3 separate regions of the Mus musculus genome follow, and all the other regions are linked to region 1. Evidence: chromatin loops called from intact Hi-C (ENCODE). Cell type or tissue: heart. All regions are shown on one strand.

Region 1 (8,000 bases):
TTTGCTCTCGCTATGATAAAATACCTTAACAAAAGCAACTTAAAGGAGAGCGGTTTTACTTGGCTTTACGAGGTTCAACATAGAGGAGTTCTGACAATGGGAGCTTGAAGCAGGTCATCCTGGTCAATCCATGACCAAGAAGCAGAAAATGACAACTATTTGCCCTCAGCTAGCTTTCTATTTTTTAATGAAGTGCAGGACTCTAACTCAGAGAATTGTGTTACCACTTTAGGGTGGGATTTCCACCTCAATTAACTTAATCCAGATAATCCTCTAAAGGTCTGGCCAGCAGCTAATCTAATCTAAATTAGGGTACTGGTGTGCCTGGTGTGTCTCCTACAAGAGTCCAGATCCTATCAAGTTGACAATCATCACTAACCTTCTCCCCCACCACACCACCACACACAAGAGCCTTAAAGATAGAGTGCTCACATTCTTTGAGGATGAGAAAGCCTCCTCGGCAAGCATATATGTGCCCTTAGTCATGTAGCCTAAGCTTTATTCTGAGGGTAAGGGTGGTAGATACAGCTTTGAGTATACATTAAATAATACTCGTAAATTGCCTATTCTATCACCTAGAAGTCAGTGAAAATTATTAATTTTCAAGCAGAGCATTAAAGGCACAGGCCTTTAATCCTAGCACTTGGAAGGCAGAGGCAGAGATCCCTATGAGTTTGAAGCCAGCCTGGCCTAAAAAGCAAGTTTCAGGACAGCCAGGGCTGTCACACATAAAAACTGTGTCTCAAAAAAACAAAACAAAACAAAACAAAACAAACCCTGAATTTTCATGTATGGTATAGTAATATATAAATTGAAACAAGTATTCCATGCCAGAGGGAGGCCTCTGGAAGACTCAGGAAGTAAACAAACTCAACGATCTCTGGTAGTTTCTGAAATTTACAAAATTTATAAAATGTGCACCCCACTCTACCCAGCCTCCCAAAGTTATATTAATAACAATGGCTGCTAAGGAAAGGAGACTGTCCAGAAGAGCTGCCTACAAGTTATGCTGGAAGCTCCAGGGTGCAGCTTCTGTGAGATGTCAGTTAAGTTGGGCTTGGTTTTTCAGTGATGGAGCTGCCCTTGAGCAATCCCTGTTCCTTTGAGCAACTTCTCACCCAAATGCCTGTAAATAACCCAATACAGTCGATGTACAGTCAAGCCGGATGTTTGTGGAGTTGTTAATTTGGGCCTTTAATTAGTTTCTTGTCTGAGGTGAGTAATGCTTTTTTGTATCTTATCTAGGAAAAACACACCACGAGAAACAGTTCAAGCACCAAATATAGTCACGAGGTAGTTAAGATAGGAAGGTTGAGGCTACAGAGAAGATAGCAGGCAGCTATCCCTGCACAGGTGAAGAGCCTGCTGTCCTTGTATTCATACAGAATGACCCAACCACCCCTGATTTTCCATACATGATGATCATTAATGTGTGTGCTGGGAGGAAAAACAAGTCATTGTGAATTCTGCTGATAAAGGATGTAAGAAACATTCCAAAGCTTTGGTTCAATTATTCTTCAAATTAAACCTCTTGGTAAGTCAAGGTCAAATGAATCATAAACTTTGTGGATACCACTCTGCCAGAACACCATCAAAATCTAAGATACAACAAGAAACCCAAGTCATCTGAAGCAAGGGTGAAGGTGTCAGACTCACCAAGTGCTCACACGCCCTCCCCTGCCCCACAGTGGGATGCAGCAAGAGACACAGCCTTAGGATAACACAAGACTCTCCCCAAGGAGCAACAGGATATGAGTGATGGATGGTCATCACAGCCATCACTCAGATTAACCATGAGACTGGCAGAGCTTTATACTCCTTTGTAAGACAAGACACACTGTAATTTGAATGTCTGTTAAATCCTTTGGATCCATTGGCTTTGGGAAGTGACCAGATCATCATGGTGGAATCCTGAGACACCGGAGAGATTGCTCGTATCCTCTACCATGTGATTATACATAGAAAGTGCTACCCATTAGCCAGGCAACAAATCAACTAGTGCCCTACTCCTGCCTTTCTACACACAAGACGTTTAAATAGTGAACTCCTGTTATTTACACACTCTGGGGTCTGTGGTGTTGTGTGGAGCATCCCAAATGGACTGAAACAAGATGATGTCATGTTTTCCATGGGTGCTGCTTGGGTTCCACATAGACCTCTATTTATAGAATTTGCTTTTTCGGCTGAAGTCCTCTAACATAGCTCCTTAGATGCCGTTGTTTATGTTCCGTTCAGGATATCAGATGAAGGGGTGAGACAAAACAAGATGGAGAGTTTTCGTGGGTCAACCACAAGAAACCCTCATACCTTGGCATGGGAAACTAGGGTCTAGAAGGCTATTTAGGCTTCTTTTTTCTCTCACACCCTTCTGTTGCTTATCCCATATCCTCCATCCTTGAGAGAAGGGCATGATTTTTGAAAAGAAAACAGGCCACTTGGCTGCACCCCTAGGTATCTCAGAGCTTGTTTCTTAGCACCTAGATGAAAGACATTTCACTCTGAGTCTCAACAACTAAGTGGGGAACAGCTAAAGCCACTCTAGAATGTGTCACCCATAAACCTGGTTCAGTAGGTAGGAAAATATTCTATACGATGAATCAAGTTTACGTGCAAAATCTAACCTCTGCTCTTGAGAGATGACCTATAGACCTCTTTTTTCCTGGAGCTTTGGCCCCAGACAGTCTGATACTATGATTAGTGATGGAGACACCAGGCAATTTTCACTTCTGGGGGAGTTGATCTCTAAAGGTTCTAGTTGGGCTTCCAGGAGGGTCTGAGTAGGACCAAGTCTACACAAAAACAAGCAGCAAAAGGTTAGAGAGCCTTGCCTTCTAGGGGAATGTCGTTACTCAGAGCATATAGTTATATATTATATACGGCTAGAGTGTTTCATGCCCTTGTGACTCCTCAGAGTTCACCAGAAGCTGTGTGTGCTCACACTTCAAGACTGTCCTGTGTGTCTCCTTGGCTGATTTTAATCTCTAATCTTCAACCATCCCTGTGAGACAGTTCTCAGTAAGTTTTAGAGTCTTTAGCAGCTTATGGGGTCTAAAGGAGTTTGAAGAGTCCTCAGGTTGTAGCTAGTGTCTAAACAAGGGTACTCAGTCGCAAGGACCGCCTTGAGAAGTCTGCAACTTGGATCAACTCCAAACTCCAACAAGAAAGAACTCACAAATGCTCCTTAGAAGCTTCTGTATGGGCTTCTCCTGGTCCTAAGGGGAAGGGAGACAGTACTGACAATGCCTCTGTGTTCTGCATCTTACATGCTTGGCTAAGACCAGCCCCATCATCCAGGCTCTCCAGCACACATACACATGTAGGAGTTATGTGGATGTAGCATGAACACACAACAGCCAGATATAGGGAGTTACATATGTCAGGCACATTACCACTGAGGCCACACCCACCACCTTTTGCTTCTAAAGCCATTGGCCTCCTGTTGCTACTACAATCTATTTTCTAAAAGGATGCCTCATTATGCAGAAGTCAGGCCAGGGTAACCATGGCGTACAACCTCCTTGCAAGCCCCTCTGTCCCTTGGGATGAAGCTGTGGCAGGCCATAGTATACCTATTCCCCTTCCTCAGTGTCCCCATGTGTGTACCTAAGGCTGCCACCTATCCATCTGCTATAACTTATTCTCTCTTTAATAAACGCTGATCGCCTTCCACCCCCAGCAAACAAAAGGCATTGGCTTAGAGACGGTGGGTTACAAAGGCTTAACTATAAGACGCTACCACCAGTTAGTATTATTGCCCTGATGAACACTGGCCATGCATGAAAGGGGTAGGTGTTGGCCTGTTAGCACCCCCAACACTGTCCTAAGAGCAATCCCTGGGTTTGAACTCAAACTGCAAAGTGCATATCGGGCTCTGCCCACAGCACCCGAACCGCCTGCCAGAGGGAGCTGCAGGACAGCAGGGCAGCCTGAGCTGTGCTCATCCAGCACTGTGAGCATTAATGGCAGGGGCCACCTGCTGGCTGTCATCTTCCTGCTCCTGTGGGGAGCCAGATTGAGTTCAGGGATAGCAGCCGTGTAGTCTCTATCTGGCAGAAGACTTCGGTGCTTTAAATCTGATAGCCCTGGGGAATGACATCAGCCGGCTGTTGGCCAGGACATTCAGTCCTTGGCCTGACATCTGAGTCAGAGGACTTCGACTTGCTTGGCTGAGCTTGTGAAGGTCTGCAGCTAACGAGGCCCACAGTACAGCCATACTGCGGATGGCCAGCTAGTTCAGTGTGTTCTCAGCCTGCTGTGTGTGGCTGCCGTTAGCCAGTAATAATCACAGCTGTGCCATAGCTCATAACAGGTGGAGCCAAATCCTGAGTGAATGGCAAGGCTGTGTCCACCCCACTTCTCACGGTTGGTGATTAGCCTCACGGTCCTGGCAGTACAAGCATGTACTACACGCAGTACATGCCTTTCCTACAGCCTATTGTCTGCAAGAACTCCCCTGAGCTGCACTGTGAAGGAAATACTGTTTTACCATTATGAGAACCGTTTTTCTTTCCAATTTTTTGATAGGGGAAAATGAAGGTCAGAATTTAAGACATGCAGCTGTAAGCTCTAAGCTTCCCTGCCGCTTAAGGTCATGGCCAGCCCCCACATCCACCATTGTCTCCTGCTGGCCAGGGAACAATGACCCAAGGGAGAAGAAGTCTTTCCGAAGAAGAGACCACAAGTAAATCAGGGGTTAGGAGAGGTGGGAAACGTGCTTGGCCCACACGAAGTGACAATGAAGCCAAATGCCAAGCAGGTGGCGTGATGTCTGGCACAAGTCGAAGGGCTGAGGTCAGAGAGCTTGCTAGGGACAGCTCCACCCGAGCCTTTACATCCCTGAGGAACAGAGAAGGGTGAGTTTCATGGGCTGATATATCCTTGGTGCCTTAGAAACAGTTCCAAGGCCTGCTGAGTTCCCAGAGCTCGCATCAAAGGTGAAACTTTGGAAACACAGGCATTTCTTCATTTTGCAGCTAAAACAGAATTCTAGTCTCGATGAGAAAGACAAAATGTCCTCATCTAGGGAGGAAGGAGGCAAGCATGAGGCCCAGGAAATTATCTGAAACTGAGTGTTCTTTGTAGAAGTTTAGCTTGAAAGCATTGATTTGCTAAATCAATATGAACAGCTATGTGCTCCTTACTGATGGGCATGTCTGAGAAATTTATCATTCCACAAGGCAGTCATTGGGAAAGCTTTGTTTTGCTTGTACACATCTCAGAAGTAACACATGGCATTCTAACTGGTGTTTACCCTCACTGAAAATGTCACACTGCATAGCACAGCACAATAAATTATGCCTGTCTATCTTTCCTTTGTTTCTTTTGAAACACAACTCTGACTGTCCTGGGACTCACTCTGTAGACCAGGCTGACCTCAAACTCAGAAATCCGCCTGCCTCTGCTTTTCAAGTGCTGGGATTAAAGACATGCATCAACATTTTCTGGCTTACAGTAATTTATTTTCTTTTAAAAAAACAAAGATACTTTAAAGTGGGTGTGACTAAAGACTGGATTCAAGCACAAACAATTCATGCTGTGTGTATGTCACGCATGCAACAGGACCTTCAAGTGGGGGTAGTTGTTCCAAATGTTGAAGAGCTTAGTTTCCTTAATATGGCCACCATATCCTAAACATTATATTAGCACAAAGTGCTTGGACACTTTCTCCCTTTCATAATATATTGGTGTTGTTAAGCTTAGCCGTTGTTTAGTTAACTCAAACTCTGAGTTTGTGAATTTAAGCCAATGGGGTTACATTGTTGTAAATATAACACGAGATATGCCAATCATGATGGTTAGAATTATTGATGATGAACATCCCTCAAAGTGAAAGGTTGGATAAACTCCCCACTCCATGTCTTGTTTTTAGTTTTTTGGTTTTTTTTTTTTTTTTTTTTTTTTTTTTGGTTTTTTGAGACAGGGTTTCTCTGTGTAGCCCTGGCTGTCCTGGAACTCACTCTGTAGACCAGGCTGGCCTCGAACTCAGAAATCCGCCTGCCTCTGCCTCCCAAGTGCTGGGATTAAAGGCGTGCGCCCCCACCGCCCAGCTTTGTTTTTGTTTTTGTTTTGTTTTCCACTCCATGTCAAGAATACTTTTCAAAAAGAAGAGTGAATTAGATACTTACAGATGGGACCCACTTCCAGGAGATTGTCAAAAGAACAGCAGGATGTGGTCCCCAGTGTAGCGACCACCTAGGAGGTAAAAAACAAACAACCCTTTTATTTCCCATGTTGCTGTTGTTGTAACGCAGCCAGTGGTTAGCCCAGGTACAATGCTAATGAATGTTTACATGGAGATGGAAACCCATGAATGTGTGTTTAATCGTTTGATACCGAACGGGATAAAGAGAAGAAACCTATGAACAGAAGTCTGAACTGTGGCCTGGGGAGATGGCCCACTGGGTCAGAGTGCTTTCTGTGAAATCAAAAGCACCTGAGTTCACATCCCCAGCACCTACATAAAACCCAGGCACGGTGTCACAAGCTTGTCACCCAGCACGGGAGGGGCAGACACTGGTGGATGCTAGGGACTTTCTGGTCAATTGGTTTAGCCAAAACAGTGAGCTTCAGGTTCAGTGAGAGATCCTGCCTAAAAGAGTAGTAGAAGGGCTGGAGAGATGGCTTAGCAGCTAAGACCACTTAATGCTCTCATAGAAGACCCAGATTTGCTTCCCAGAGTTCACATGGCTGCTCAAGACTGTCAATAACTCCAATTTCAGGGATCCAATGCTTCCTTCTCACCTCCGTGGGTAGCAGGCACAAACATGGTACACATACATAAATACAAGCCAAACACTCATACCCATAATGTGTGTGTGGGTGTGTGTGTCTGTGTGTGTAATTTTTTTTTTAAATGTATGGTAGAGAACACAATACAGACACCAATGTCTTCCTGTGGTCTACACACACACACACACACACACACACACACACACACACACACACACGCTGCTGTGCAGCAATTTTCTCCAAGATAAAACTATCCATCTTGGAGGGATGCTCCTTAAGACACAGGAAGTTCTAAGGCGAAGTCAAACATATCACCCTGCAGACAAGCTCTTTAAGCTCAGGAAGTAAACAACTCAATTGCTTCAGGAAGTCCTTAAAACTGGCCAGATTCAATAGGCTCCTCCATCTCCACGCATATATAAACAGAAAGGACTTCTAAGAGAACTCTCAGACAAGATGAGCTGCCAGGAAGAGGCTCAGACCAACGAACTACCTGAAAAGGACACTCCAGCCTATTGCTTTCCCTATGCACCAGGATTCCAGCTGTCATTTAAGCTGGGGGAGGCTTTGGTGATACAGTTGCCTTGAGTAATTTCTATTCCTGTAACCAACCCCTCACCCATATTCTTGTGAGTAGTATACTTACTCAGTAAAACTCATGGGTTCACTATATTGGACTTTGATGGTGGTCTTGCTTTAATCTGTCATGTGTTCCCACTCTGGGGTGGGTACATTCGTGTTCAAGTCTCCTCAGAAATAGTTACACACATACACACACCATAAATATACACAAATCTGAGCTCTGAGCTGTGAGGCTAGGAACTGCTGGTTTTCATGGATGGTCGCCCATACTGGACTTACAAAAGATTTCCAGAGTACGGTGCTTTGGGTCAAAAAGAGGTAATTCAGTCACATGGGTAGTTATTCCTATACTATATATATTCCTTTGTCAGCTGTATCTGTCGGCACTAAGAACATAGTTTCCATAGAATAAAGAATTTAGACCCCCCAGCCCTCCCCAGTTTGGTGGTGGTGGCGGTGAATGTGTATAAAACACAGAGCAAGCACACCAGAGAGGACATGCACTGAGGTCACATAAGATGTATGCAAGCGTGAGTAGAATAGTTCTCGGAGAGCCACCGGTAGGGTCAGTTAAGACACACCAGAACATTGCTCAGGTGTGTGCTTCAATGTCCTTGCTCTGTAATTTGCACTTTGTTGGACATGGAGCTGTTGCAGAAATGTATTTGCTGAGCTGACACCAGGTGATC
Region 2 (8,000 bases), 120 kb after region 1:
TGCTCGGGGCTCTGAGCACTTAGTAACACCACCAATCAACTGTGACAGTCAGGGGCAGCCTTCACTTTTATCTTGGGCAATTTAGCACCATATTCAAAGTAGGCTCAGTGGGAACTGTTTTTATGTATTTTTATAATATGTAATATCTAATAAATACTTAAAATATGTAAAGTTTTTTTAATTCCTTCAAAAATTTCTAGATTAATTTGAGTTTTCTTTGTTCACTTTTTCAGGTCTTCTAAGATCAAGTAGGAAATGTGAATTCCCAAGAACGTGGGGGAAAATGCAAAATTTCCCAAACTATGGAATAAACATGTTTCCTAACCTACAGCCTTGTACTTGCTAGACAAATGCTGCACCACAGAACTATACCCCCAGCCCAAGCTAGTGGTTTTGCCTGGCTGCTTTTGGAAAACTCACAAGGGTACTCCTAATGAGATGGTATACGAATGTTCAGTTTCCTCAGGGGTGTTCTGCTACTTGGGATTTGCTGTGGCACCTTGCTTCAACAAAGGTCTTACATGTGAGTGATCTCAGATACAGATTCTATTCTTTTGACATTTTAGTTACTGACTCTGCAAAGTGGCCTTGCCCTTCTTGGGTCTTGGCTGCTGTTTGAGCAAGTCTCTGGTGGTCTGTTCTATTCCACAAGAGAAGAGGGTAAAATAAGCACCCACAGTGGCAGCTGTGGCGTTAGGTCTTGTATCAAATATAGGAAGCAGCTGCACTGTGCCTACATTTTCCTATGTGCTGAATTAATGTCACCACTGGTCTGAGAGGCTAGGGTCAGTGACACCAGCCTCCTCAGACAGATAGGGAACTGAGATGCTGCTGCTCTGAAGGGGCCACCAGCCCTGCCTTACTGCATGAGCCTGGGCTCACCCTCTACACACTGGGCTTGCCTCTTACAGAGGAGACAGGCAACCAGGCAGGGCCTCCCTGGAGAGATGTGAGTGAGTAGGAGGTCAGAGGAGAAAGGGGTGGTGCCAAGCAGAGGGTTTTATCTTTTGACACAGGATGAGCTGATATATCTTACGCTGGGCTGTCACGGGATACTGGCATTGTCTCTGTCTCACTGGGCATCCCCGTCTCATTTCTAGCTACAGTCCAGGGACTTCTCTAAACAGCCACAATTTGCCTCAAGCTGGGATCCCAGAACTCAAGTTAAACCTCGGCTAGATCTAGGTCTCCATACTTCAGATCTCAAAAGGCAGCAGAAAAGATGACACACCTAGCTGTGAAGGCACCGAAAGCAGGAGGACTAGTAAATGTATGGCTGAGGCCTTCGGGCAGAGGAGAGTCTACTCTGCACATAGTAGCCGGGATTAGATTTTCCCACTATACAGAGGTCTCGAGTGGCAGTGCATTCACAGAAGAGCAGGTTAAGCCTAGGCAGACCCCGGAGGTCATCAGTAAGCGCAGAAGTAGAATCCTGCTTAAGGCCATCAATTCAGTTCCAGAAAATTAATGTTTAAAATGAAGCAAAGAGAAAAGAACTGTTTGGAGTTGAGGCAGTATTTATGCACCATTAATGATGGGGCACAAAAAATTATGAGAGTAATTGTGTTTAAATAGCAAAGGGAAAAACATGCTCTAAGGAGTCAATGTGTGGTCTGCCATTGCTGAGCTTGTTATGAATTCAGAAAAGGTCCCATCTACAGCACTACCTAGCATGAATCAGACCTCCTCTCCTATAGCACTACCTAGCATGAATCAGACCTCCTCTCCTATAGCACTACCTAGCATGAATCAGACCTCCTCTCCCGAGTTCCCTTGATCCCCCCAATGTCTTAGAAGCTCTGCCCTTGAACAGTACAAGTCAGCAATGGCTATGTCTGGTGCTATGTCTGGTGTGTCAGCATACTCCAGATAGGACCTCAGTTTCCCTTGTCACCACTGCATGTGTTCAAGCCCCTGGTTCGCCTACTGAGGTGGAAAGGTTGTGTTTAATGACAGGCCCAACTTTGGTCACACTTGCTCTGCCTACAGAGATAGTGTCTAAGTTCCACAACAGGGAACAAGGTCAGGGCAGCTTCTGCTTTCTGCCCCAGATATCCTACTCCATGAAAGTTAAGTGTCCTCATGAAGGAAGCCAGCCAGGTTTGGTTTTCTGCAGCTAAATATATCCTGACAGTGGCTGAGACAACTTGGAAATGCATACAACCGGTAGCCATTTTAGTGCCATTGTCATGTGTAACTATGTCAGTCCTCAGTGAAATGGGGTCCCTCACACCCTTCCCAATTAAGGCTGTCCCACCAGGCTGCTGAGTACACAGACCTCCAGACAAACTGTACTCAGGGCAGTGTTTGTTGGATGGTAGCAAGCGGGATTTAGCTCACTTTACACTATCGGCATAGCCCCTGTACGGGATGACTTTCTTCAGTGGTGTAGCCATTAATAAGTTGCTCATGCTTGGTAAATAACCTTGACCCTCAGTAAAACTCAGTGGATCAGAACAAAACCAAAAAGGCTGGTGAGATGGCTCTGCATATCTGAGCACCTGGGTACTACTCTGATTTGAGCCATGGATCTATATGAGAGAAGAGAACTGAGTCCTTAATTAATTGCCCTTTGATGTCCATACTCACTGTACTGCATGTGTGCCCCCCACTAAATAAATAGATATTGATCAGAATATATAATTTACATGTATGATGTTATCAAAGAATAAATACACAATAAAACTAAAAACAGCCACAAAGAACAGCAGCCTTCCACAAGTGAGAAACACCTTCCCTGCTCTCACTGGTCCCAGTTGGCTTGAGGAATCTGACGACAAACACGCCAGTGCACTGTTCTCATGAAGAGCCAACTCTGATCCCAAGAAAAACACGAGCAGGCAAAATTCCCGGGTTTCCTTATTCTTACAAATTTGGACAATCGGTGGGGAGGAGGCTCATTTTCTTGCTAGCCAAGGCGAGGGCCAGACAGTACTTTTGTGGTCTACTTCAGGACAGGAAACTTGTAAACAACCTCGGGGACAAACCATGCACGATCATCAGGATCCTTACTCAAGGCAGAAGGTCACCAGGGAGGTAGACAGCCCAGATGCACTTCAGCATGTGACCCTGTGCAGAAGCCAGGACAGTGCTGGCTCCGAGACAAGGGACACTGACCTCACCTTCTAAGTCTGACAGTGCTGTAATTCGGGCGGCTCGAGAGGCACTCATGGGGAGCAGTGTTCCAAAGCCAGCAGAGTATTAGAAAAAAGCCTACTGCTGGAGAGCCTGGTGCTGTATGCCACTAGACTGCAGAGAATGGGACTGGCTGGCTCCGCCGTGTTAGAGAACAGCAGAGGTGGGCAAGTGGAAAAAAATGGGTCTAGTGGGAAAACACAGAATCTTCTAAATTGCAAGTTTTAAAGAGGCAGCTAAGGTAGCAGGAAGCCTGTGAGGACTCTAGGCCGAAACACTAGGTCAGACACAACTGTATGCTGACACCAGCCTCACTTTACTGTAGGTGACTGACATCTGTACTGACTTACAGCAGTAAGTGAGTGAGCACCACAGCAGCCCATGCGCTGCACAGAGCAGAGCCTCCATGTAAAGTCACTGTCTATGTTCTACTCCCTGCAGCAGGCAGGGTGTGGTATGCTGCTGAGCCCTGGGCCATCTTGTTCCTAGCTCACTGCTAAAGGGAGTTTGAGATGCCACGATTCCCCTGCTCATGTCTCTGATAAGCTGAATGGCTGTCACTGGGGAGTTTCTCACATGGGGGCAGTGACTAGCTCTCTACTTCATAGTACCACTTCAAATGAGAAACAAGTTTTAAAAGGGCAGTTATTATCTCCTGAGTCAAGTGGCCATTCTTTGGCCTTGAGCAGGCTGCATTTGAAGTCAAGACCTCAAGATGGAAGCTCTGATTGTATCCCATACTGAAGAGTGCCTGCACAGGAAGGCCCAGCGGTGTGCCATAGCAGAAAGGCTGATTGACCCGGATGACCTGGTCACACAACTTCTTTAAAAGAGCTAAAATCATCCTTAAACATCAAATCATTAATTAAAAAACAACAGCAGCAGCAAGAACAACAATAAATAACAACAACAACAACAAAACAATCAAAAGATTCTTTGAACACAGTGATGCATTCCTCAGTCTGGTGAGAGGCTAAAGACACTTGGGTGACAAGCCCGAGGACCTGAGTTCAATCCTCCAGGACCCGTATGGTGTAAAGAGAACTGACTTATGAAAATTGTTCTTTAATTTTTTTTTTGTTTTGTTTTTCGAGACATGGTTTCTCTGTGTAGCCCTGGCTGCCCTGGAACTCACTCTGTAGACCAGGCTGGCCTCGAACTCAGAAATTCACCTGCCTCTGCCTCCCAAGTGCTGGGATTAAAGGCGTGTGCCACCATGCCCAGCTGTTCTTTAATTATATATATGCATCATAGCACACATGTTGTCCTCAGGAATAAATAAATAAATAAATAAATAAATGATACATAAGTGCATAGTTAATGTTTTGTTTTTTGTTTTTGTTTTGTTTGTTTGTTTGTTTGTTTGTTTTTTTTTTTTTGCAAAATTACCCTGATACATTCCTAACTTAGTAAATTGAATTTTGGCCAACACATTAAAAGAACTCATGAAAAAAAAGTTCAGTATCAACCCAAAGAGGCTATCTTAGAACTTCTGTCCTTTTTCCACAAAGAAATGCATCATTGTGTTGTAGTCAGGGACCACTTACATGCTTGGCAGGTGGCTGGCTCGGAGGAGGAGGTAAGGAGCTAGGAGCAACCGAAGGAGGGCTCCCAGGGGCCGCACCAGTGAGCTCCGGAAATGGGTTGGGGATGGCCGGAAGAGATGCAGTTCTTAACTGCTGGTCTTCCTCCTGAAGGCGCCTATAAGGAAGGAGTCAAAAACTAGTTTGCCATCCTAGCACACACCTGCTGGGTCTACGCCCCAGAGAAGGAAATGCTGGGTTTCTGTGGATGCTGGTACAACCATGTTCATGACAGCCTTATTCACAGTGGCCCAAATCAGGAAGCAGCCTAATTGTCCAACCGTGAATGGGTGATGAAATATCATGTAGCCTTAAAAAGAAAATTATCCAGACAATAAGGGAAGGGAATTCTGACCTATGCTATAAATCCAGTAGCAGAAGGACACACACTGGCAGACTCCATTGTACAGGGCATACAAAACAGTTGAATTCAGAACGTAGAATGGCAGGGGCAGAGGAAAGAGAGGGGGGAGCTGCTATTAAAGAGTTCAGTTTCTGTTCTCTAAGATGAGAATATTTTGGGGATTGGCCATTAATCCCGAGTGTTCGCTAACACTTTAAAAGGTGGCTACTATGCAACATATGCTCTGACTTTTAAGATACCAGCTCTCTCAAGGAATGAAGGGAATCTGTGTTGTGATACGTGAGGAAGTCGTTCCTATACCAGTCTGATGATGTGGCAGAAAGCTCATTTTTTACTGTTAACAAATCCTGGTCTTCCTGTAGCAGTTTCAGCTTCACCATCTTTGATCTACAGAACCAGACAGGGCTGTTTCTGATGTTCCAGCAGCCCACAGAATCCTCCTTCTTTATTAGGGTGTATTGAAAATTTATAAATTATTTCCATTTTTAACCTCATTAATTTTTTTAATGCTATAACATTTCACAGACACTGCCCAGAAGTGTAATTAAGGGGCATTATGAAAAGATGAAAGCAATCCCTGTTACAGAGGCTCACATCAAAAGAGGCTGTCCCTGAAGCTGCAAAATGAAAGTGTCTGTGGAGAGGACCCAGGACCCAGAGATATCAAGATGGCTACAAAACTGCTAGGACCTGGGAGGTGGAGGTGTCTGTGCTTCCAAAACCTTGCCTGGTTCATCCACTTGAAAATAATTCTCTCCCTCGCCAAAGTCCTCCTCCTGCTCCATCATTTAGCCTGTGGGATGTCTGGGCCTCCTGCAGACTTTTCCTTTATATCTTCCTCCACTTAGCTCACCCAGCCTGTTGTAATCACCGGGAGCCCCTCAGCAGTGTGAACCCAGCACCCACATCCTGGGAAAGGACACCTAGGGGAGCTGGTTACTGAGGCTGAAGAAGATTTAATGTCAGACCATAAAGAACCCTTTTAGACGGTTCTGGAAGCAGGGAGGAGCAGAACGTCCCAGAATAGGCAGTGCTGAGAAAGTACAACCGCTGGAACTCCAGCTGGACAGAGGCTGGGCAACAATCCCAAGCATAGTCGACTGCACACACATCTGTGAATTCCCAGCGAGGCAGGGGCAAGCTTGTATTAAGAGCTCATGATCCTTGCTCGGTCATGCAAGCCTGTAACTCATGGGATCCTGAGAAGGAGCCAGACAAAGGCAGTGCTCCTCAAGCACTCCTTTTCTCAGCTTGCTTTTATAAACCAGAGATGACTATAGGCTCCACATCTTCCTCTCAACAAAACTATTATCTACTGAACACTCTTAACTATGCTGTTTGCTTTTGTTCAACACAACCCAGCCGCTCTCCTATTCTTCTGTGCTCTCTAACTCCACATAAATGTCACATACTCGCAGAGCGTGACTGCTTCTTGCTCTGCAGTGCTGTCACCTAACTGCATCTTTCTTCATATCGGGGCCCCATCACTTGCAGGCCTGTAGGTTCTTCAGATGGCTTTCATGTCACGACATACTCTGCAGCCATGTTGCTCTCTCTTTCCTGCCCCTTAACTCTCCAAGTCAGAATTGCACTACCTAAACCAAAATCTATCCTTTCTTATATGTTCTAATCTTCTCCTTGCCTCCACTCTCCAACCTTCCACTTTCTGACTAGCTTGAACTCAGATCAGAGATCTGTCACCTCCCAGGAAGTTCTCTCAAGGTTCCAGGACTCTCCTTTTGCTAACACAGCTATGCATTTCTGTTCAGTTTCCTAGGGATAAGAACAAAACAGAACCACTCTGGGGACTGTACATTTTTGAGTAGGCCCTGGAGGACACTGTAGCTGGTCTATAGACAATACTCTGAGGAACATGAACCTGGAGCATGGTTAAGGAATCTGCTGTGAATCAGGAGCTCAGGAAAAGGTATAGCTGCTAAGCCAGGCAGCAAGTTCACACCAAACGCTGAAATGTTACACAGCATACCCAAAGCCATTGAGAGCTGCACTTTTAGTTCTTTGAGGTCAGCTGGCAGAGGCATGACTTGAAAATTCTGATGACATAGCCACAGATGGTCAACAGCAGCCTTGTGTATCACAACAACTATCCCACTTTCTTCCTTCCATCTTACCACTTTGTGTCACTTCACTATCACAACAGGAAGGATAGAACTCACTCATATGACTTCATTAGCATTATAATTGTTCTTTTGTACTATTAATTATTGTTGTACATATTATAGTGTCTAATTAATAAGCCAAAATTCACCATTGTTCTGTGTGTGTAGGGAAAACTACAGTAAACAAGGGTAGGGGGCAGGACTGTGCTTTGGCTTTAGGACTGCGGGTCGGCTTCCTCAAGATTATAGGGCAACAACTGTAGCTGCTATTAAGAGAACAAACTCATCTAACTTGATTTTACAGTCACTGCCCATCACCATTTGGAGAGCAGAGCGCATTGTCTGTGCAGACAGCACATGTTCTGGCCCACCTGAGAATGTGCACAGGCTGCGAGCGTTGCATTTTCTGCCTCGGGGACGCCTGTGGCTGTCCCCGGGAGCTAGATGCTGCTCCCTGGTTGCTGGCATGCTGGCCATCCTCAAGAAGTGGTGCAGTATCAGTATCAGACTGCATGTTGCAAGCTGAGTTAAGGCTTTCCACGGACGAGTTAATATCGTTGTTCATTAGTACTTGAAGCCCAAGACCATGCTCTGTACATAAAAAATGGCAAGAGAAGAAAAAAATGTCAGTGAGGGTATAGAGTTCCACCAAAATGGTTATCTTTGGATGATCAGGCTCCTAAACCAAATAGTATTTTAATATTACTATGAAATCATATTAGTAACATACAATACAAGTTAAGTCTGTGTGTATACATACTACATGTATAGTTCAAAATGAAGTTATTCCATTTGGGA
Region 3 (8,000 bases), 110 kb after region 1:
GGGGAAGCTGCACATATACTGCACGTACACAGGGGAGGGCTTGCTGCCCGGGAAGGAGGCAGGGGAAACTGGGCCCCACTGTGGTTTCAGGTATCCAGCGACTGCCAAGCTAGCCCATACAGCCCTGAAGGATCATGCTTTCCCCCTGCTCGTCTGTGGACCCCAGAGGGGCCTCACTGTGGCTCCTCATGCAAACCAGCTGCAACATCCACTCCAGTTTCCTTCCCCAGGAAGCTGGGAAATGGTGGAGAAACCAAGCGGTACAAGGAAGACAGGGCAAGAACACTTCTGTCACTGCTTCTCCATCAGTCCACAGTAACCACAGTAGGTCATTACAGACTCTTCTAGTGAAAAGGGAGCTGGGTCACACGAGCGCAACTGTGTCTACCTAAAAGACTTTAACTTCTGGGTAAGTTTCCAGTAGATCAGCTGCTAAAATCAGCATAGTAATTGTTTTGAAGACCTTAATTTGAGGTCACCTATGAACTAAAACTATCAGAATACTATCCTTATGCTCCCATTTGTCACAGTTTTGGGTCATAATTTGTTTTAGAATTAGCCTGAAAGACTTGCACATTGTGCTATTTCCCTGTGTGTCCTCCTCCCTAATAAGAAGGCTCAATATAGAATTGCCCAAGAGAGTTATCTCCATGGAGACGGTGAGTCCCAGGAATGTAGGGCAGGGTGGTGCTACACTGAGTATAGGTGAGGCCCCACGCCTCAGGCCAGGACCCAGAAACTCACCCTAGAGCAACATCCATTACAAAGAGCCTTCCACAGACCTGTGGTTCAGCCCTCAGTAGCAGGGCGGCTGATTCTGAGGAGGGCTTTCTGAGAGGAACCACAGAGTGAGCGCCACATCTCTTCACTAGTAGGACCCTGACAAGAGACCACTGTGCAACCTTGGCAGAAACAGGGTTTCCTTTTAAAGAGCTAATTAGCTATATTCCTTGTTTTAATTAAATGATAGGTTGAATCACCACCACCACTACCACACACACTAGCCTAGGTGGTGAGTGTTTTACTGTCAGTAACAAGAGAGGAACCAGTGTGGAAAAGACACCAGAGGGAAACCGTCTAAACACATATGCAGTTCTTCTAGATTCTGGCTTTGTGAGGCTCATTAATTTCTTTTTTGTCAAAATTTAACCCAAAGGTTCCTGTTTCTTTTAAAATAATTTCATTTATTCTTTCTTTTATATTTTCCCCATTTTAGTTTGACTTCAAAATAAAATACTATTAGTTTTAAAGTACACTAGTATACTTTTAAAATGACTGAGAAAAGAACAAAGAAAGGGACAGAAATATTGCCATCAGAAGGCTATATATGCATGGGTGTCCTCTTTTCTACTTCCTCAAATAAGGCGCTCTTGTTCTAGTTCTTTTCAAAGCCTTACTATCTAGTTTATGCACTGTATGGTGGTTCCACATCAAGGGCTCTAATCAGAAACCCTTGAATTGAGTGCAATGTCCAGGCTGTCCCTGTACAGTAAGACCTCTGTGTGTATCTGTACTGATTTTCTCAGTGCATGCCATTATACCCACAGACTGTACACCACAAGTACCTGTCACAGTGCAGTTCAGTCATTATGGAGCAGGTGAAGGAATATGGCAGAAGGTAGGTAGTGGCAATGGGAAAGGCTCAGTTGTCACACACATAGGTAGTAGATGGGAAAGATGAATGTGATGGTTAAACTTCATGTCAGTATGGCTGGATTTAGAGTCATTTAAGAAACATGCCTTTGGGAACAATGTGTGAAGGGGTTTCCAGAGGGGTTTGAGCCAGGAAGAGGAGACCCACAGTCTATATGGAGAGCTCCTATTCTGAATGTGGGCAGCACCAGGCCATAGACTAGGTCCAGAACTCAAAGGAAGCAAGGTGACCTAGCAGCCATCCCTATCTGCCTCTTCTCTGTAGATGAAATGTAATCCTGCTGTCATGACCTGTCCTATCCTAGACTAAATCCTCAAACTGCAAGCCCCCTCTCCCACCCCATAGCCCCCCCCCCCACAAACTTTCCTGTTGTAGTCATTGGAAAAGTAACGGAAACCACCCACTAGAGTTCTGTGTGCTTGCAGCAAAGCATTACTGGTATCTGGAAGTCCAAAGAGAGGTGGAAAAATCGTGGCTCAAGCTCACATCACATTATCTATGCTTAAAAACTGTATACTATCTGCTGGAAGAGTGCCAATCAATTCAACAAATATTCTAAGCCAAGAGGTTGCAATCCACTTTACTAATCTTTCAAAAGGGTTATAAGCAGAATTTAAAACTGTGAAATTTAGTATTTCTCTCTTAAGACATGGTAGACATGGGAAAATTATAGCTTAATTGAGTGAAAATTCTGTTTTTAAATACCTGCTCATGATTTTGCAGGCTTCAGACTTCATGCAAATAAGATTTTAAGCAAAAGTCTGACAAGCTTCTTTACCTGAGATGAACCAACTGAGCACAGAAAAGGGACCTTCAAATGTTCTACAGACTAAAATATACTCTTGTTCCACAGACAAGATACAGACATGTACGTGCCTGTGCACATGTGCGCACACAGTGCAGGTGCCATCTCACAAAGACACTATGTAAGCATTATACGTCTATGAGAGGCCTCTGTAATAGTATCCTGACTCCTGTTCCCTACCACAAAGGAATCATGACTCCCTTCTTCCTATCATCAGAGTGAGCTACTCTCTGATTTGGGCAGCTGTAATCCAGTGGTCAATGGGCTCTAACACACAGGTGGGCAGCAAGCTCCCTCAGGGCTTTGGACATCTAGAAGAACCTTTGACCCAGGCTAAGCCTTTGGGAAGTTATTGCTCTGAGAGCTCAAGAAGAAATTCTCAGAGTATCAGAGGGAGAGGACTTAGAAGGAAGAAAAGTGCAATTTAGGAGAAAAGAAGCGGCCAGAAGGAATGGAGAGCAACTACTGACCACCAGCCAATGTGGCAGGAAATGACACATTTACATTTGGCTGTGGCGTACCCATTTGATCACACACTGAAGTCCCCAGGTGGTATTCCCAAGCTAGGAAACCAGTCCCCTACCTAATCCCAGTTGTGGGTGGTGTTCCACCAGAGTCCAGCTGTTGTCATCCACACAGTGACTTTTGTAAACCAGCAGCTGGCACAGGTCCCTGGCTGTCATGTCGGTTAGAATCTCCACCACTTTGCTGGTCCCATCTTCACTAAAGACTTTGACATCCTGCAACACACAAACGGGACAAGAACATATGAAGCAACTCGGCAATTACATAAAGGAAAAACAGACAAGATAAAACAAAAATACACAAGTGTCTCAACACACGGACAAGTGGGGTTTCTGGCTCCACAGATGTAGGTCAAGGGCTATGGGATCCCCTTTCCTCTCTTTGGAGGAACCAGGGAACCTCATAGGCACGACAGTACACAGCCAAGCTGCCAGTCTAGCTTAGGGAGTAACTCACTAAAACACTACAGGTGGTCCCAGGTTAGACAGCTTAGACTTTTATAAACTTAGCAAATATCTGGGTTGACCCTCCTGTCCTGAATTGTGGTGACTCTTTTCTCTTTATCCCCAGAGCCCAAAGGGTCTGCAACTCCTGTTAGCTCTATACTGTTCATAGCTCCTGAGAGACAGGAGGAAGCTGAGATAAATGAATTAGGGATACACTAATATTTAGACTGATGAAAAGGGGCATGGAAGAATTTAGTCATTAAATTGCTTGATCTTTCTCCTCCAAGATTGAAAATAAGCTATAGTTTCCAGGTCCTATTCAAATCCACAAAAACCAAATAGTTCCTGGGGAAAAGGCATAGAAATCTTGGGAGATTAAGAAAAAAAAAAAATCTACCTTCTCCAGTTGATGGGGATGCAGTCTTTAGGAGATGTATTTAAACAAACAAAAACAACAACTATAACAACCCCCAACAGCAACAACAACTATCTGCCAAGGACCTTATCCCAACAGCATGGAATAGGCAGTCAGAAGGACACAGTGACAGTTTGAACTGTGACTGCCTACTGCCTGTAGATTGTTCCTGGTGTTTCCCTACCTGCTCTGAGTCTGGGCTCACTGTTTAGTAAAAGCTGCCTCTGCCTGCCTGCCATCTTACTCGACCCTGTGGTAGGAATCAATCACTTCAATAGCCTATTTCTGCCCTTGCTAGCACTGATATAACCACCTGTGGGCTTTCGTCCCTCACTTCTCTGCAGGGGGACCTGGGGCTGAGGCTGATGAGACTGGTGACACCAGCAATGACACAGCATGACTGCAAAAATCCTTGGGTGGTGAAACCCTAGTAGGCTACTCAGGCTGGAGGCTCTCTGCATTCTGACCAACCTCCTACTAATCTTTGTCCCCAACTGCCCCATCAGTGGCAACTTTAGTGCTGAGTCTGCCATCAGCTGACTATTGATTGTCCTGATAAACTCCCTCCAGGTGCCCAGTTCTCTGGTCCTGTCTCCAGTTTATGTGGTTAGAAGGATGGCTCTATGAAAGAGTCAAGCCAGCACTATAGAGGGTACTATGGCCCTGTGGGTAGGACCTATGTCTACATCATCTTGTAGAAAAGGTCCCTACTGCTGAAGGACAAGGTAGCACGAGGCTGGGTAGAGGAAGGCCATATTCCTCTGGCCTTTGAACTCAAGAAAAGTTGGGGTAGAGGTGCTTCAGGGGTTTCAGGAAGGATCCTTCTCTATGCAAGACAAGCTGGGGAACCCAAAGGGCCTCTCTACTCCTGCTACTCCCTGACTAAGAAAAATTTTAGGGTTTGCTTTCAAACTCTCTTTCACGTTTAAAGAAAAATACCACTCCCTCTTTTGGAATTTATGTCTCCGTGAAAGTTTGCCTTGACCAGCTCAAATGACTGACTCCGTCTAGGAACTAACACTTAATTCAAATCAAGAAAATATGTCTGTGGTCTCTAGGCAAGAACATTCTTTCTAAAATGCTTTAACATAAAAGAAACAGAAATTTGGAAAGTATAAATGCATTTGATATTCTGGTTTGCAGTGTACAGGGCCTCCTAAGTCAGTGAAGCTTTCCACCCCCCAGAATGCTCTCCGAATGCTCTTCCTTTCCTAAGCTTTGAAACATTTATGTGGTTACAGCAAACACTGTCTCCTCCAGGAAAGTTATGTGGCGGTGAAGTATGTGTCTCATGTCTCCCCAAGTCTACTCGCCACTTTTCCTGCCCAGATCAGCCGTGGCTCCACGCTTCAAAGTCTGTTTTCAGCCCACTGCATTTTTCTTTAAACTCTTTCTTTTTCCCTCAAATGCTCCACAGCCAACCGCTCTCCCTGATCTATATATAGTCTGGGCAGTACAAACTAACACGTACTCTGTCACAGGTTTATCGCCATTGCTTTGAGATTCCTGCAAAAAGCCAGGTTGGCAGGACAGGGCAGTACGTGATGGGCAAATAGCTAAGCCTTGCCTCCCCCTGAACCCCAAAGCCTGTGACAGGGAACAGACAGAAAAGTACACACCTCCCGTTATAGACTCTAACTGACACACCATTCTTTGGCTATTTCCCCAAACTCCACAGGGCTTGCTGCCCACAAGCCAAACAACCTCCAAGACAGAACTCTGGAAAAACCATTACACATACCAGCAGTGTTGATCTGGGTAAATGCTGGAAGCTACAGAAGGGACGTTTTGTAGCAAATATATAAGGCACAAAGCTAATGCTGTGTGCAGCTCCAACGTCCTTCCATGGAATCTTTTAAAGGAGGGTTCTAGGTGAAGCATTTTGTGCCACACTGTCATCTGTCTCTTTAGCAGACCTCTGAGCTGTGCTGGGGCTCATTAAGGAATCAAGTAAGGGTTGTATATTTCATAGGTCTGTGCAAGATCCTGGGCCAAGAGCTCCTGGGAGCAGCCTGGGCCTCTTAGGCACACTGAATGCTCTCATTTCTTACCCAGGGTGGATACAGAAGGTTTTCTCAACGAGAGCAAGGTTCTGGGCCCCGAGCGACTCATATTTCAGCAGGGTGAGAGCCATAACCCTGGCAGCTATTTTCCATGGGAGAATTGTCCAGGGCATACATGAATCTATATAGTACTGGAAGGGGTGGAAAGCTGGACAGCCATAACTTCATCCTGAAATCTAGGTAGCTACCTTAGCCTCACCTTCCTCATCTGAACCCTGAAGCATTGTTTTGACGTAAGTGGGACACACAGAGCCTGATGCTCCATGTATGTAACTTTGGCAATGGCAAGAAGTTTTGGCATGACAGTTAGGGCTGGTACTAAGCAGCAATTCTAGAATCAGAGGGAGCCACAACTCCCTTCACAAGTTACCCCACCTTTCTGAGCCTCAGCTTCTCCATCTGTGAAGTGGGCATCCGTGCCACTGGATTCACAGTGTCGGTTGGACACTGGTTCTTAGGTTGTTTCTTTGAAAATCTCGCAGTGGTCTTTGTCCACAGACCTGGACGGGTGAGTTTCGACAGCTGAAAGCCTGGAGGGAACTTGGTAGAGAGATGGGGAGGGCTCTAAATACCTGTTCACCAGTACTCCCAATTCTTAGAAAGCAGACCTCAACTGGTTAAGATGCAACGGGAAAGCATCACAAACAAACGAACCAAATACTTAATTGCTTTAAAAATAAAACAGTAATGTGAAAAAGACAGGGTACAATCACATCAACAGTATAAAACTTTTCAAGAGGGATGGAGGTGCTTTTTGCTGAATTTGCCCACTACACACTCTGCTATAAGGGCCCCATGAGGTAATAAAATGTTCCATTGTTCCCTGACTTTCTGTTGTCATTTCTTATACATTCACCATATAGAGGAAGGAACAAAAGCCCCTTTCTTTGCAGACTTAAAGGAAGGTGTTTAGTAAGAAGTGGTGTTCTGGCCTTTTGTCTTCATGGTCCCAGCAGGTGAACAGTATGGGGGTCTTTCCGGCTTCTTTGCTCCCAGTCTTGGCATAGATTCTTACCACAGCTTCCTGTAATGGGCCTTGCTGCTGCTGACCGGGACCTAAGGAATCTTGTTACTGAATTGAAAAGATCTTCTGACTTTGGTGCCAGAGGCCCACCTTATCAAAATAGAAAACAGGACACTCGAAGCTCTGTGCCTCTCTGGCCCCCCTCACCATCTGTCTGCAGTGCAAGACGTCCCTAAGTAGACGGCCTGGTCCCTGGGGGTGTACAGGCTGGTACCCCAGCATCAAGATGGTCCATTCTTCCCAGACACTGCACAGTAACTGCAGCAGGGGTAGGCGTCTGAAAGAAAAGCTTTTGGACCCTGAGTTGTCTCTGTTTAAATGATTCCTATATCAAGAGATCTTGTAGGGTCATGGCTGGATGTAATCAGAAGGCCAGAGGGGTTCTGGGGAGGGCATGCATGGGATACTCAGGGAATCCTTTACTAAGCCTCTGAGCAGTGACTGTTTTATTGTGAAACTGCAGGACCTAGAAGGATAAAGGCAGTACAGTCATGCTGAGGCAGGTAGAGGAAGCTAGCCTAAGGCAGGTGTCACACCAGCCTCATCAGAAGCTTTTCTGCAGGCAGCAGGGCTTTCCCAGTGACAAAAATAGTTAGTCCTGGGGTAAGGATTTGAATAAAGAGCTCTCTGCTCTAGCTGGCCTTTTTTCCTCCACCAACCAGCTGCTACTCAGCACTTTGAATCCTTCTTGTCACAGAGGCTCCAAGATTTTGTTTCAAATAACCAAAAATAGAGGGGGTGGCTGCCTCATGCCTTGAAATTTCAGGATGAATTGGATGGGCTAAATTAATTTTAGTAAAAAAAAATTAATTGAAATTTGAGTCTTCTTGAGGTCAGTTTTAAATCACAGCCCTGGTTTGTCTCTAAGATCTGAGGCTGAAGCCCAGGGTTCAGCGACATGGACGTGGTGGCTCTTCGTCCATAAGAACAGGCAACCCTGCTTGGCTGGTAACTTCTGCTTGCTTTCAAAGTCTATGCAGTTTCATAGAATCTTACCAAGTACACTTTTCAATAAAGTTTGGAAATATTTTAAGTCCTTGGAAACCCTTTATAAATGAGACAGTTTTA

Evidence for each region. A loop is a pair of places that touch in the nucleus more often than their neighbours do. Peaks named below come from ENCODE experiments on the same cell type or tissue, not always from the same donor. Only the 100,000 strongest peaks of a DNase experiment are listed, where the experiment ranks them.
Region 2: a loop joins it to region 1, with 8 times the contacts of the local background. A loop is called at or near these places in 7 of 42 quality-filtered maps.
Region 3: a loop joins it to region 1, with 2.0 times the contacts of the local background. A loop is called at or near these places in 2 of 42 quality-filtered maps.

What each region holds. Positions count from the first base shown.
Region 1 is chr11:11,840,511-11,848,510 of GRCm38, forward strand. It overlaps Ddc (dopa decarboxylase), which reads right to left. Exons shown (of 15, transcript NM_001190448.1): 7 at 6,126-6,192. It overlaps Gm51937 (a long non-coding RNA gene), which reads left to right. Exons shown (of 2, transcript XR_003949848.1): 2 at 1-5,305. Among named protein-coding and RNA genes, the nearest start is that of Gm51937, 8.2 kb to the left of the region's middle. In heart, a CTCF peak has its summit at 3,931 (motif pointing left); DNase peaks (open chromatin) are centred at 4,111 and 4,701; H3K27ac peaks cover 6,887 bases.
Region 2 is chr11:11,962,850-11,970,849 of GRCm38, forward strand. It overlaps Grb10 (growth factor receptor bound protein 10), which reads right to left. Exons shown (of 17, transcript NM_010345.4): 3 at 7,574-7,793; 4 at 4,683-4,836. The coding sequence starts at 7,767. It overlaps LOC102631979 (a long non-coding RNA gene), which reads right to left and starts at 4,676. Exons shown (of 2, transcript XR_381046.3): 1 at 1,704-4,676; 2 at 1-1,667. In heart, no CTCF peak of the experiment used is centred here; DNase peaks (open chromatin) are centred at 2,102, 3,052, 3,542 and 6,172; H3K27ac peaks cover 7,284 bases.
Region 3 is chr11:11,948,461-11,956,460 of GRCm38, forward strand. Grb10 (growth factor receptor bound protein 10) reads right to left here. Exons shown (of 17, transcript NM_010345.4): 5 at 6,284-6,448; 6 at 3,043-3,199. Among named protein-coding and RNA genes, the nearest start is that of Ddc, 54 kb to the left of the region's middle. In heart, no CTCF peak of the experiment used is centred here; no DNase peak of the experiment used is centred here; H3K27ac peaks cover 7,030 bases.